2 separate regions of the Mus musculus genome follow, and region 2 is linked to region 1. The links are chromatin contacts, found by Hi-C in ENCODE. All regions are on one chromosome and are shown on one strand. The core of a region is the stretch at or near the end of the contact, and the rest is flanking DNA. Distances in the headings are between cores, read along the strand shown.

Evidence for each region. Hi-C counts contacts between places; a loop is a spot of excess contacts on that map.
Region 2: a map of left cerebral cortex shows a loop between it and region 1 (3-fold over the local background). The contact joins the enhancer-like site here to the promoter of Snrpa1 in region 1. A Hi-C loop is called at or near these places in 7 of 37 maps with a recorded cell type or tissue (Patski and left cerebral cortex).

Annotation. Positions count from the first base shown.
Region 1 is chr7:66,058,206-66,061,626 of GRCm38, reverse strand. Snrpa1 (small nuclear ribonucleoprotein polypeptide A') reads right to left here and starts at 1,291. Exons shown (of 9, transcript NM_021336.4): 1 at 935-1,291. The coding sequence starts at 1,016.
Region 2 is chr7:65,736,376-65,739,624 of GRCm38, reverse strand. No RefSeq gene overlaps it. Among named protein-coding and RNA genes, the nearest start is that of Gm33234, 45 kb to the right of the region's middle. Within about 2 kb of position 1,809, at least 1 of the 3 ENCODE cell types and tissues checked has a DNase peak (open chromatin) inside an H3K27ac peak, as active enhancers do.

The DNA.
Region 1 (3,421 bases), core at 42-2,541:
CAACAAACACAAAGAACACTAGGATTTCCCATAGGCAGGAAGAAACTTTCAAAAATGGCAGTGCACAGCGCCCCCGAGACTTTGATTGCCTCTGGTCACAGTCTTATAATCTTAACCCCTTCCAAAGCCATCTCCTGAATAGTTAACGATTACCTCTCAGTTCTATGTTTTAAAAATCAAGTGCTACTTCTGTCAGAACTGAACAGGTGAGTTCCGCCACCCCACACACAGAAGTGACCATTATGCCACGGTCAAACAGCTCAATCTTGAAAACACCAAATTATCCGGGGCTGCGGGTCTGGCTCAGTAGCGCGAGTGCTTTCCTGACAGACATGAAACCCTGGGCTCATCCAAAGCACCATATAAACGTGGTGCAGGCATTTAAACCCAGCTCCCAGGAAGTGGAGGCAAGAGGGTCCGAAGTTCGAGATAAACCTTAACTATATAACGGTTTGAAGTCAGCTCGGAATACACGAGACGTTGTCTCAAAAACAAATGAACAAAACCAAACCGGAATTATTGGGGCAATTAAGGTAACTCTGGTACATATCCACCCTACCCTCAGGTGCCACATTAACGCTTTTGCTAAAAAACAAACAAACAAACAAACAAACAAACAAACAAAAAACACCAGCCAGCAGCCGGCCTGTCCGTAGCGTTTTCTATTTTCCTAGTCCTCCAACAGTTAAAGCTGCTCGATGAGCGGGGCAATGCCTAGTGAGTACGGTCCGGGGAAGGAATCGAGGCGCCGTGTTTGCTAGCCGGAACGCCGGTAACAAACAGCCCCAAAGGGCCCTGCGGGACGGTGGATCGGAGGCGCCCAGCCCGGGTGGAGGCCCACGGGCCAGGCTCCAGCCTCTGCGCACGCGGCGGGGCTGGTTTCCCGCAGCCACGCGCCGGGGCCGGAACACAGCCCGCGCTCCGTCTAACTCACCCCGGAGGTCCAGTTCACGGTCCCGTACGGCATTTGTGTACTGCGCCGCCTGCTCGATCAGCTCCGCCGTCAGCTTCACCATCCTGTCGCAGCCCGCGGACCCTCACCTCCGACACCAGCCTGCGCCTCCCGCCAGTGCCGTGTCCCACAGTGCACCGCGCCTCGCCGCCAGACAGCACCAATCGTATCCCCGCGCAGCTCGACCGCCAGGCTAAAGCAATCGAAGACGTAGCCCCCGTGTCTTTGCTTCTGGGTTCTGGGCTTGAGCGTGCCTGGGAGTGTGGGGAGCCCAGATTCCAGTTTTTTTAATCCAAAAGATAAGAACACGCGAGGGATGCTCTGTCTCACGTCAGTGAACCTCAAGGGAGGGGTAGTTGGGACTACTCTCCCTTCTCCACCCAACAAGGGGCGGAGACTGTGAAGTCTCCTGAAAGTCAAGTTCCTAAATGTCTAACTTGGGCTTCCGCAGGTAAGGGGCAGGACCCGTAGGCTGGATTGCCTTAAAACAGAACCCTTCTGACCTGGTACAGTCACCTTAAAGCTTGAGGGTGAACTTGTAGCCTGTAGACATTTAGGTGTTCATACCAAAGCGCTGGTCAGGTGGCTTAGAGGTTAAGAGCACTTGCAACTTTTGTAACGGACTTGAGTTGGCATTCCAATATCCGTCTGGACACCTGACAACTGCTTGTAACTTCAGCCTCAGGGGATTTGCCGTCCATTTCTAGCCTCCTCAGACACCGGCAACCGCAAACACACACACACACACACAAATAAAATAAACCATAAGTGATATTCATATTGACTAGCTGTGATGGAGAATGCCTTTAATCCTAGCAGTTTGGAGACAGAAGGAGGTGGATCTCGGAGATAGAGGCCATCCTCGCCTACAGAGCCAGTTCCAGAACAACCAGGGATACACAGAGAAACTCTATCTCAAGCAAACAAACAACACCAAAAAAATTCATACGAAGTGCAGGGGAATACACATATCAGAAATTGCCATGTGATGAGTGCCCCACAGTGAATACAATATACCTGCAGAGCCTTGGCCTCTGTCTCCAAAGGCTTAAATGCACAAAATCATGTGCATATTTTTTTAAATCATAGCTTACTAATTAATGTACATGCCCACCTGTGTATACGTGATGACCCCTTCAGCCCTAGGCCATCAACTCCAACTGAGGCTGCACCTTCACTAGTGACCATCCCTGGCCTCTCACAGTGCCAAGCCTTAAATGCACGAAATCATATGCGTATTTTTTTTAAATCATAGCTTACTAATTAATGTACATGCCCACCTGTGTATAGGTGCAGGGGAGGCTTCAGCCTAAAATTCCCTGGAGCTGGCCGTTGTGATCCTTTGGACATGTGTGCTAGAAGTCAACCCCTGGTCCTCAGCATGAGCAGAAAACACTCTTAAAAATACTTTTAGAAATTATTTGTTATATCTCTGTGGTTTTGGGCACATGAGTGCAGATACCCACAAAGGCCAGAGGTGCCAGATACTCTGAAGTCGGGGTTACACGTGGTTGCTGGGATCTGAACTCTGGTCCTCTGAAAGAGCTGTACACACTCTCTTACCTGCTGAGTCATGGAATGACTGACCTGAGAAGGAACTTGAACAGCTCACTCTCCTGCCTCCATCTTCATGTGCTAGGATTATTGGAGTGAGTTTATGTAGTGGTGACCCCTTCAGCCCTGGGCCATCAACTCCAACTGAGGCTACACCTTCACCAGTGACCATCCCTGGCCTCTCACAGTGCCAAGCCTCAGCTGCTGTTCGTAATCCCTTTGTGCCTTCAAAACTAGCATCACCTGGGTGATTCTTATACATTACCAAGTCCAGCTGCAGCATGAGGTACAACCTTGACTATCTCTGGAACACATTTTCTTTGGGCTCTCAGAACACACTTCCCAGAAGATTTCACTCCAGTAATGCTGGTCTCTTCTTAGTCACTGCTAATTTCTTTGCTCCAGCTAATCAGTATCATGGGCCAACCAGAAGTCCCTTCTATTCTGGACTCTAAAGGCAGAGCCACATGGGTAAAGCTGCGGAGTTCTGCTGGGGCAGGAGCACGGCCCCCTTCCTCTATTACATCATCACCAACTTTCTGTTTTCAACTCCACTGCCTAATACTTGGCTGTCCTGAAACTTGCTCTGTAGACTGACCTTGAACTCTGAGATCTGCATGGCTCTGTCTCCTGAATGCCAGGATTAAAGGTGTGCACCACCATGCCTGGACCTAAGCTCTTCATGGTGACTATGTCTCAAGATCCAGACCAAAAGCTTGTGTCACCCCATGCCAATTTGACACACAGTCACATCTCCTTATATCCAAATGAAAGCAATAACCTGGTCATAATAGCATAACTATCTGTTGTTCAACTGCAAACACATAAACAATAAATTTAGCTGGGATGGGATCTTGCCCTGAAATTACTACTCCCTTAAACTGTTGATCTTGAGCACAGGATTTAGCTCCATTG
Region 2 (3,249 bases), core at 560-3,059, 320 kb after region 1:
CTGGGCACTATGGTCTCAGATTTTTCAGTGTGTTCATTTTCTTATCCTCATTCAAATATGCAGTGAGGTAGTGTGTCCCAAAGACAGCCAGGTTCTAGCCCACAAACCCTGTGGTTGTTGTACATAGTAAAGGGGACTTTGCAAATATTATCCTGGGTCAGTCTAGTACCTTTATATGAAATCAGGAGTGTCCTCCTGGGAGGGGACACAGAGATGTTTGACACAGAGGGTTAAAAATACCAAGCTGCTACACAAAAATTGTCATTACATATATACAGATACATATACGTTATATACATATGCATCATATAAACATACATCATATACACATATATCATATACATTATATATACACACATACATATTCATTACATACATATGGATATATGCTACATATACATATGCATACACATGCACAGACACCATATACATATACATATACATACATACACACACACACATACACACTATATACCATAGTATGAATGTGGAGGTGAGAGGGCAGCTTTTGAAACTCAATTCCCATCCTCTCTCATGTGTGTCCCAGGCATGGAACTCATGTTCTCAGGCTTATCAAACAAGTGTCTTTACCTACTCGGCCATCTTGGCCACTCAAAGCTGCAACTTTTGACAATGAAAAATAGAGCTAGGAGAAATTCGGCTCTAAACAGCCTTGGAGAGAGGGAGGTAGGTAAGTGGTTTCCCTCCTATAGCCCGAGAGAGTGACCCTCCTAAAACCTTGACAGCTGGAGCCAAAGTGCTTTGACATTTCTGACACCCAAGCTTCAAGAGGAATCTCTGTGTGTTACTCTAAGCCATGAGTTCATGATGGTTTGTGGATGAGGCTTCCCGTTGTTTCTGGGTGGCTGAGGGAAGAGTCAGTTATGCAGATGTGAGGACATCTGGTGGAATCTGCTGGGCCATCAGGCTGAGAACACCATCCATCCACAACCTTGCTTGTACTTGGTAAGTACTGTATTCATCCCTCTCTGCTCAGACCCTGGTCCCAGCCTACCAGGAAGCCTGCCTGGTGCCTCAGGTCCCACCAGTTGCAGGCACCTTTGCAAGCTTCCCCTTCAGCATCTGCAGACCCAGAACTTCAATTGCTAATCACCTACTCCCAGGCTGCCCACTTTGGTCTCAGCTATGTGGATCCCTTCTGGACCATTCTGTAGCTGGCTATCACTCTGTCCAATGAAGTCTGTATCCATGACAGCATTTTACATACGTGGGTAGCTCTCCTAAGTCTCCCCAATAGATTGTACTTTTATTGTGGTTAATAATTCTATATTAAGTTCCCCTGAGTGATGTTTGTCTCCTGGTCAGATTTAGCCTACTTTGTATGATTCCATGATGAACTTTTAAATTAAATCTGCGTTATTTTCTTATCACAGTCTAGAAAAATCAACAAAACAACATCTAAGCCCTCACTTGTAATGTTGGCCAATATCCCTTCTACTTCCAATTTCCAGCTGTCAACACATCACAGAACATGGATTTAGGAAGAGAGAGATGTCTTGTGGCTACCATTATCTACAGTTTCTATTGATATAACACACAGATACAAGCCCTAAGCATAAATAATTTGGTAAAATTAATTAGGAAGTGTTGGTTCTCATATAGCATACTTAATTGCAAGTTCAAATAATTAATGGTTAACATGCCTGTGTTTAACAACTGGTTCGCAAAAATTCCAGATCACTTAAAAGTTGGCTTTTCTTGAGTACTACAAACCAGCTGCTGGCCAGCCCTGGGACAGAGGCCTTGGGCAACATGCCAAAGGTGCTGAGTACACTTTCTGTCAGGGCTGGCCTCTTCAGGGAGCAAAGGCGGTCTTTTGATGGCCTGCTGGGGTGAACCTGGGTCAGGAGGAGCCTTCACTGACCACATTTGTCGCTCCTGTCTTCCACTGTGACCTTATCTGCCCTCCATCGTGCCTGGTAACACGTGCACTTCTGGACAGCAGCGTCAGTTACCAGGCCCCATGCTTCTTAGAGCAACGAGTGTCTTGGTAGACACTGTTCCCAAGTATGGCTGAGGTGACTGGGATCAGGCAACCATACCTAGGTGTGCAAGCTTCAAAACTCACCTCACTACTCGCTAGCCAAGGGACTCAGAGCCAATCATCCACCGCCCACACATGCCCAATGAATCATGGTTCCAATGAGGGTGGAACAAGGTCATGGAAGCAAGGACAGGGCCCTCTAACTGAAGCAGCCGTGCTGGAGCCAGCGGCATACTCCCTGGGAACCAGCAGCGGGTCCAGATCACAGAATGCTATCAGATAGCCCAGCCTTCCCCCTACAGAAAACAAAACCCAGGCAAGCCACCTGACCTTTCTCTTGCATGTTTCCCAGGGATCAAAGAGCCTCTAACATTAACCCCAGAGGAGCTATTCCCAAATAGAGATAAAAATATTCCCTGTGCCCACTCCTGAAATTTTCTAAGGTATCCTCTGCGAGGGAGTGATCAGTGCCACCAAGGGGCCAGCTGGCTGGAAACAGAGTGGGGAAGCCTGGGTCGAGGTTCCCAGTCTGCTGCCTGCCTGGGGCCTGTGCTGTCCAGGGAATGAAGCTGCACCAAGACTCACAAGCATCATCCAGGCTGCAGCTTGGGTGTGGTCAGTGTGAAGGTAGCCTTAGCCTGGTTCTTCCTCGGCAAGACACTAGGAAGATGGTCCATGAAAGTGATCCCCGAGCATACATGTGAGGCTAACTCAGAGAGATATGGACAGAGACCCTAGAAAGTTATGGCCAGTGCCCCCACCCTCACCCCTGACTCGCTGCCAAGGGGATTCCCATCTTCCACCTAGGACCGTGCTCTCCTGCTCCCTCCAGCCTGGAGCTGGGGCCCATCCTGGGTCCAGTAGTCCAGGCCTTAGCAAACACCACATTGTGGTGCGGGTCCTCAAAGGATCAAGATTTTCCTCTGGTAAATCCAAAGGGGATGTTCTCAGAAGAGACGACCCCAACCCCAGATGGAGATGCCAGCACTGGACCTGCCCTCCCCACCCTGCCTGCTGCCTGTCTCCTGGCTTCATCCAGAATATCAAACAGCAAGTCTGGCTTAGCGGACCTGCAGGAATGGCCAGATTGTGGGATCTTGCTGTCCAGGAAGACTCCTGTCTAGTCAGTCCTTCCTCGTCTCACCTTTTCCCTTATCCCAAGTGTGGCCAAGCCACCAATTCACAGACATGTTAGCCAATGTGCCTTTTCTTCTTGGTCTTGTTAGTGAAAGGTGGATGACAGG